Linked DNA regions of Mus musculus: region 1 is linked to region 2. The links are chromatin loops, found by intact Hi-C in ENCODE. Cell type or tissue: left cerebral cortex. All regions are shown on one strand. Links, peaks and the distances in the headings refer to the core of each region. The heading gives the core; the rest is flanking DNA.

Evidence for each region. Hi-C counts contacts between places; a loop is a spot of excess contacts. Peaks named below come from ENCODE experiments on the same cell type or tissue, not always from the same donor. Only the 100,000 strongest peaks of a DNase experiment are listed, where the experiment ranks them.
Region 1: it touches region 2 in a loop (1.9-fold over the local background); 2 of 42 quality-filtered maps call a loop at or near these places.

Annotation. Positions count from the first base shown.
Region 1 is chr2:155,723,360-155,726,270 of GRCm38, forward strand. The region is part of intron 3 of Edem2 (ER degradation enhancer, mannosidase alpha-like 2); the gene reads right to left. Among named protein-coding and RNA genes, the nearest start is that of Edem2, 4.7 kb to the right of the region's middle. In left cerebral cortex, for the core only: no CTCF peak of the experiment used is centred there; a DNase peak (open chromatin) is centred at 1,325.
Region 2 is chr2:155,672,521-155,675,431 of GRCm38, forward strand. It overlaps Trpc4ap (transient receptor potential cation channel, subfamily C, member 4 associated protein), which reads right to left. Exons shown (of 19, transcript NM_001163452.1): 2 at 470-598. Among named protein-coding and RNA genes, the nearest start is that of Trpc4ap, 18 kb to the right of the region's middle. In left cerebral cortex, for the core only: a CTCF peak has its summit at 1,217 (motif pointing right); a DNase peak (open chromatin) is centred at 1,222.

The DNA of each region.
Region 1 (2,911 bases), core at 150-2,649, 51 kb after region 2:
CAGTTCTCTTAACCACTGAGCCACCTCTCCAGCCCCCAAACCGTATGCTTAAAGGATGAGTCGCATTTTCATGTAGCTTTGTGGTTCTTATCCATCTGAGGTTGATGGGGATTGAACTCATGGCTGCATGCAGAAGGCAAGTAGTCTATCGCCTAAACCATATCCTTTCCTTTACTTGGGAAAATAAATCTGGTTAAATCTAGTCCAATGCTAGATATGTATATGTGCATCTACATATATACTTGTATATACATATATGTGTTGTATATGAATATACATACATGGAGAGAGAGAGGGGATAGGGGAGGGGAGAGAAGGAGAGAGAGGAGGAGGGAGGGAGGGAGAGAACAAACTTGTTTGTTTGAGATGTTCTCGTACAGACCAGGCTGGCCTCGAACTCACTATGTAAGGCAAGAATGGCCTCGGACTGCTGATGTTCCCGACTCCAACTATCGCTGCGTTTACAGTCACGTGCCACCCCACCTAGCTTGACACATAATATTACCGTTTTTTCTGCTATTATCACCCCAAATTTCCCTTGAATACTCTTCTTCCCAGAGTCACTCCTGTAATTCAGGACCCCATGTCCCCAGCTGTGGAGTGGGTGTCTTACTGGTATCAGCCGTAATACCATACCCCTTTACCAGAGACAGTTCGGGAATATATATGTGACCCAAGCCTGACCTATGAAGACTTACTGCTTGGACTAAGGGGGAAGGGTGCTTCTTTGAACATACTGTTTCTTAAACTTGCGAAGAAGGAGATAGGAATGGCAATTGGCTGACCGACCTTTTATGGAGACTGAGAACACAGCAGCCAAGAAAGCAGAGATAAAAGGTGGAAGGGGACTCTGATTGACGTCATTTGTCTGTCTGGATCGGGTCTGAGGTCAGCCTTGACCTGGGCTTTTTAGTTATCTGATTCAGTAAGTTTGTCTTCTTATCTCAGTCAGTTGAATCGAGGTTCTGCAATTTGTAGCCCAGACAATTCCTGACTATCCCAACACTCAGTTTCTCTAGGACCTGGAGCCAGCCTACCTCTGTCCTGTCTCTTTCACCATTCACCTTCCTCTGTGCCCAGTCTTCCTCAGTTTCCTGTTTCCTCCACCAGAAGTAGCTCCCTCCTACGTCTTCCATTTATAAATCCAAGCCTTCCCTGGCCTGTGTCACCTACTCTAGGATGCCTGGTACTTCTCTCAACCTTTTCTTCTTCTAAAAGTCCTTCTGAGCTCTATGTATTCTACTGTTAGGGTCTCCGTTCCCCTTCACAACAGCAGAGGCATCTCCCATTCTTGTACTTCCTCAGAGTGCCAGACACAGCTCAGGAAGCAATTACTTGGCAAATGTGGTGAATGAGAACACAAATCTTGTTTACAAGGCGGCCAGTGATCTCAAAGCTGTCATCTCACCACTTCCTGACTTGTACGTAAGAGATGCCAGTGGAGCTCCTGTATTGTCCAGTGAATGATCACAATGCGGTGAAGTGGAGCGTCCACCTCCAGACCCCACATACCCTTCTCTCTCTCAACCCCAGCACACTGCCTCCCTTCCACTCACCCGCTTTACTCTCCTGCCACAAAGCCTCCATGCTAGCTGGCCTACAGCACCCTCTTCTATCACCTTCCCAGTTACTGCCAGCTTCTCCGTCAAATTCTAACTCCAGCTGCACATCACTGCCTCAGAGAAGTTCTCCAAAATCCTTGGCTAGGTCAGATCGGTGTTTGTTGTTTGTTTAGGGTTTTTTTTTTTTTTTGAGATAGTTTCTTTTATATAGCTCTAGCTGTCCTGGAACTCACTCCACAGGTCACTCCTTGACCTCAGAGATCAGCCTGCCTCTGCTTCTTCTTTCTGAGTGCCAGAGCTAAAGGCACACACCAGATCATTTTGTGTTTGGGCCTTTGCAATACAAAGCTTTGGCCTCAATATGTGGTTATCATCTTTTATTGCTATTTTTTGATCCTGGTGCTAACATCTCAAACTCCAGGTAAGTGTAGATCATTTCTGTTTGAACCTACCATTTTGACTTCAAAGTTTAGCACCATGCTTGGTACATAGCTGTCCTCAATAAATATTTGATAGATTGATAGATAGATAGAAACATACAAATTAACATTAAACAAAAAGTATAAGCCAAACCATATCTACGTAGTGTTCATAGTCATATAAATACTATAGATGTATAAAAATGAGAAGTGGCCAGGCATACTGGTAAATCTTTATAATCTCAGCACTTGGGAGGCTGAGGCAAGAGGATTACCAAGTTTGAGGTCTTCCTGGCTAAACAACAAAACCCTGGAAGGGAGTAAGCAGGGCAGAAGGCAATCAAGGATTGGTGTCACATAAAGTTAAGTTTAGGTCCGAGTTCTGTTTTTACCTTTCTCAGCATTGCATTCCTAAGAATCCTATTTCCTCAGCTGTAAAAAGGAATAAAAGAATGAACTAATAAAGCCAGGAGACTATGGGAAGGGACTAAATAGCACAATGCATGTGTTGCAATTTGAGTAAGAAGCAATCATGACAAGCTGCGCGAAGCCTAGGTTCCCAGGAGGCAGCACAGGTTATGGAAACCTTATCAAGTGGAGGAAGTAAGTTGGGGGTGGGAGGCACAACTTGGGGTGGGTACCTTGTCCTTGGCCCATTCCTGTCTCCTGATCTCTGACTCCTATCAACCATGAGACAAAGCATCATCTCTCTGCCACATTATTGCCCAAGCACATGGGGTAGGCCACCGTGTATGAGGCCTCTGGGACTGTGAGCCAAAATACATTCTTCCTCCTTTTAAGATGTTCTCTCTCTCTCTCTCTCTCTCTCTCTCTCTCTCTCTCTCTCTCTCTCTCTCTCTCTCTCTCGTGTGGTCGCCGCGATGATAGAAAGTGACTAGTATAACCTGTAAAGGACTTCGTACAAGCCAT
Region 2 (2,911 bases), core at 148-2,647:
TCCCAAGTCAGAAGCAATGAGTGTGGGCCAGCACCGAGACAGCACTCAAGTTGGAAAACAAGCGTCTAACTCTCAACCTGACCAGCAGTCCAACTTCAATCTTGCATTAATGATAATTATTGACAGCCATAAAGCTCCTCCCAAGAGCCTTCAGTGATATAGGGCCTTTAAAATTCTTTTCAAAAAGAATGCCATCTAGGGATAGGAGTGGGGATAGGGGCTCAGGGCCCAATTCCAGCCTCACATGTGCAAGGCCCTGCGTTCAGTCCCTAGCATCACAGGAGGAGTGGGTGAGGGAAACAATCAAATCCCTGGGCACTGGAATAACTAGTGATTATTTTCTTCTTTTAACGTTTCCAAACTTCTCCAGTGTCCTACAGCTCATACAAAAGCTGGCTATTTCTAAAAGGTCAATAGTGGGGGCATCTGAAGACCCTGAGCACAGACCCTCTAAGGCCCCATCAGTTACCTTGAGAATGCTTTGGCACTCAACGAAGTCACTGTGCAGATGGCTGGTGGCATACAGCTTAAGGAGCAACTGAGGAATTCCACTCCATTTGGACAATTTGTCCCTCTCGGTCAAAAAGGTCTCAGTGAACTGTGAATAAAAAATAAAAACAAAGAAATATTTTATTGTCAAGGAAGAAGTTTTGGTAAAGAGAGCAGCTGACTCCCAAACAGCCAAGGACCCCAGCAAATAAAGCTGTAGCCTACGCCCTGCTCCTGACATAGGACTGCTCTGAACCCTACTTGTCAGTCTACGCTTTCCCCAGTGCACACTCAAGACTCCAAATTCAGCTGTGTTTTCTCTACTTGATCTCCCCTGCCCAGAGGCTCTCCCCCAGGCTTTTCTATCTGAAATGCTACTTTCCTTCAAACAGCAGTCAATAAGGGCCAGCAAGACCACCCAGTGGGTAAGGCTGCTTACTACACTAGCCTGATAACCTGCCTGACTCCTGGAACCCATGTAAAGGGGAGGAAGGGACTTATTAACACCACATACCGTCCTCTGACCCCCACAGGCACACTACAGCACAGGAGTATACACACACACACACACACACACACACACACACACACACACACACACTCTTACTTAAATATTTAAAGAAACTTTTTATTAGAATTTTAAGTTATTGTTTATTTTATGTGTATGGGTGTTGTACCTACATGTAGGTCTGTACACAACTTTTGCCTGGTGCCCATGGAGGCCAGAAGAGGGCGCCAGATCTCCAAGAACTGGAGTTACAGACAGCTGCGAGCTGCTATGTCTATAAAAGAACTTTTAAAAATCCTGAACTACAAAGTGAGCTCTAGGTCAGCTTAGACTATAGAGACCTGCTTCAAAACAAAGCAATAAGTGGGTGGATGGATAGATACACAGATGGACAGATTGATCAAGGCAGGGGATGAGAGATGGCTCAATGGTTAAGAGCATTTCCTATCCTTACAGAAGACTCAAATTTGGTTCCCAGCACACATGGCTGGGCAGCTACAACCACAAATAACTCCAGTTCAAAGAATTTAACATCCTCCTTCCAGTCTCTGCCTGCACCCACACGTGTGGCAAGCATTCACATAGACAAACAAACAAATAAATAAAACTTTTTTTTTTACATACAGGCCAACTGCTAGAAACTTTAGTTGGCTTTCCTCTCTCCTTCCTAGGGCCTTAGGGCCCCTCCCTACTCAAGGACTTCATTTATCACATATTTTAACCTACTGCACATAGCTTCTAGTTCATCCACCCCTTTCCCTCTCTGGATCACAACTACCCCAGAGCAGACACCAAACTAAGAAAACACTCACTCACACACACACACACACACACACACACACACACACACACACACACACACTCACACTCTCTCTCCCATTCAACTGCAGAGTTCTTGCACAAAGCAGGGGCTGAGTAAATGTCTGAAGGTATCAACGAGAACACCCGCACAATGACAGAACGTGAGTGGATTATAAGGTCATTTCCACATTACGAACACCAGACACAAAACTTTTGTGGTCCAATCAAATCAAAAGTATCTAGTTACAGTCTGCATGGAGCAAACAAACCTTTAATAATGTTGGGCTTGTCTGAATACACATGCCCCATGATGCAATGAACAAGTCTCATAATTCTATCTACACTGTGTTTTAGATGATGGCATGAGGGGGTAACAGAGAGTGCTCAAAAGAATGCTTTTCCTTAGGGCGAAACACAGGAAATAAGACTTACAACAAAAATGTCTGGATAGCAGCAATGTTATATATAGTGTTTAGGCTCAAAATCAATGTAAGTTAAAAATAAAAAAAAAATTAAAAAAAAAAGATAAAAACTTCTTTCCTTTCTTTACACAAAGCAAGAAGCAAATCTACAGCTGAGACCCTGCGGAAGTAATTCCTACAGAGTATCTGCACGAGAGAATCCTAAACAGTATTATAAACGGGAATCACAAGCTAATTATCTCCCATGAGAAACTAGGGGAAATAAGCTCAGCAAAATAAAACAGGGCAGCAGAAACAAAATAAACTAAAAGCAGAAAACTATACAAACATTGACAACACCTTCATTTCAAGATTTTCTGGAGAGGCCAATGAACAGATAAGCGTTTAACGACAGCTTCTAACAACTGGCTAGGATTATTAAACTCTGGAATGAATGAGAGAATACCACCACCAGTGACCAGAGCAGAAGAGACTCTAGGCAAGTACTGAAGATGACCATATGTCAACAGTCGAGATAGCTAAAGGAAATGACTGGGAGAACACAGGCTGTGAGACTGACAGAGCAGCAGGCAGGCCTGGAACACCCGAGAAGCTGACTTAGTGATGATTCACATAGCAACAACTAAGACCTCCAGAAAAGAAGCCTAGATCCAGACTGAAGGCTTCACATAGTACCAAACATTTAAAGAAG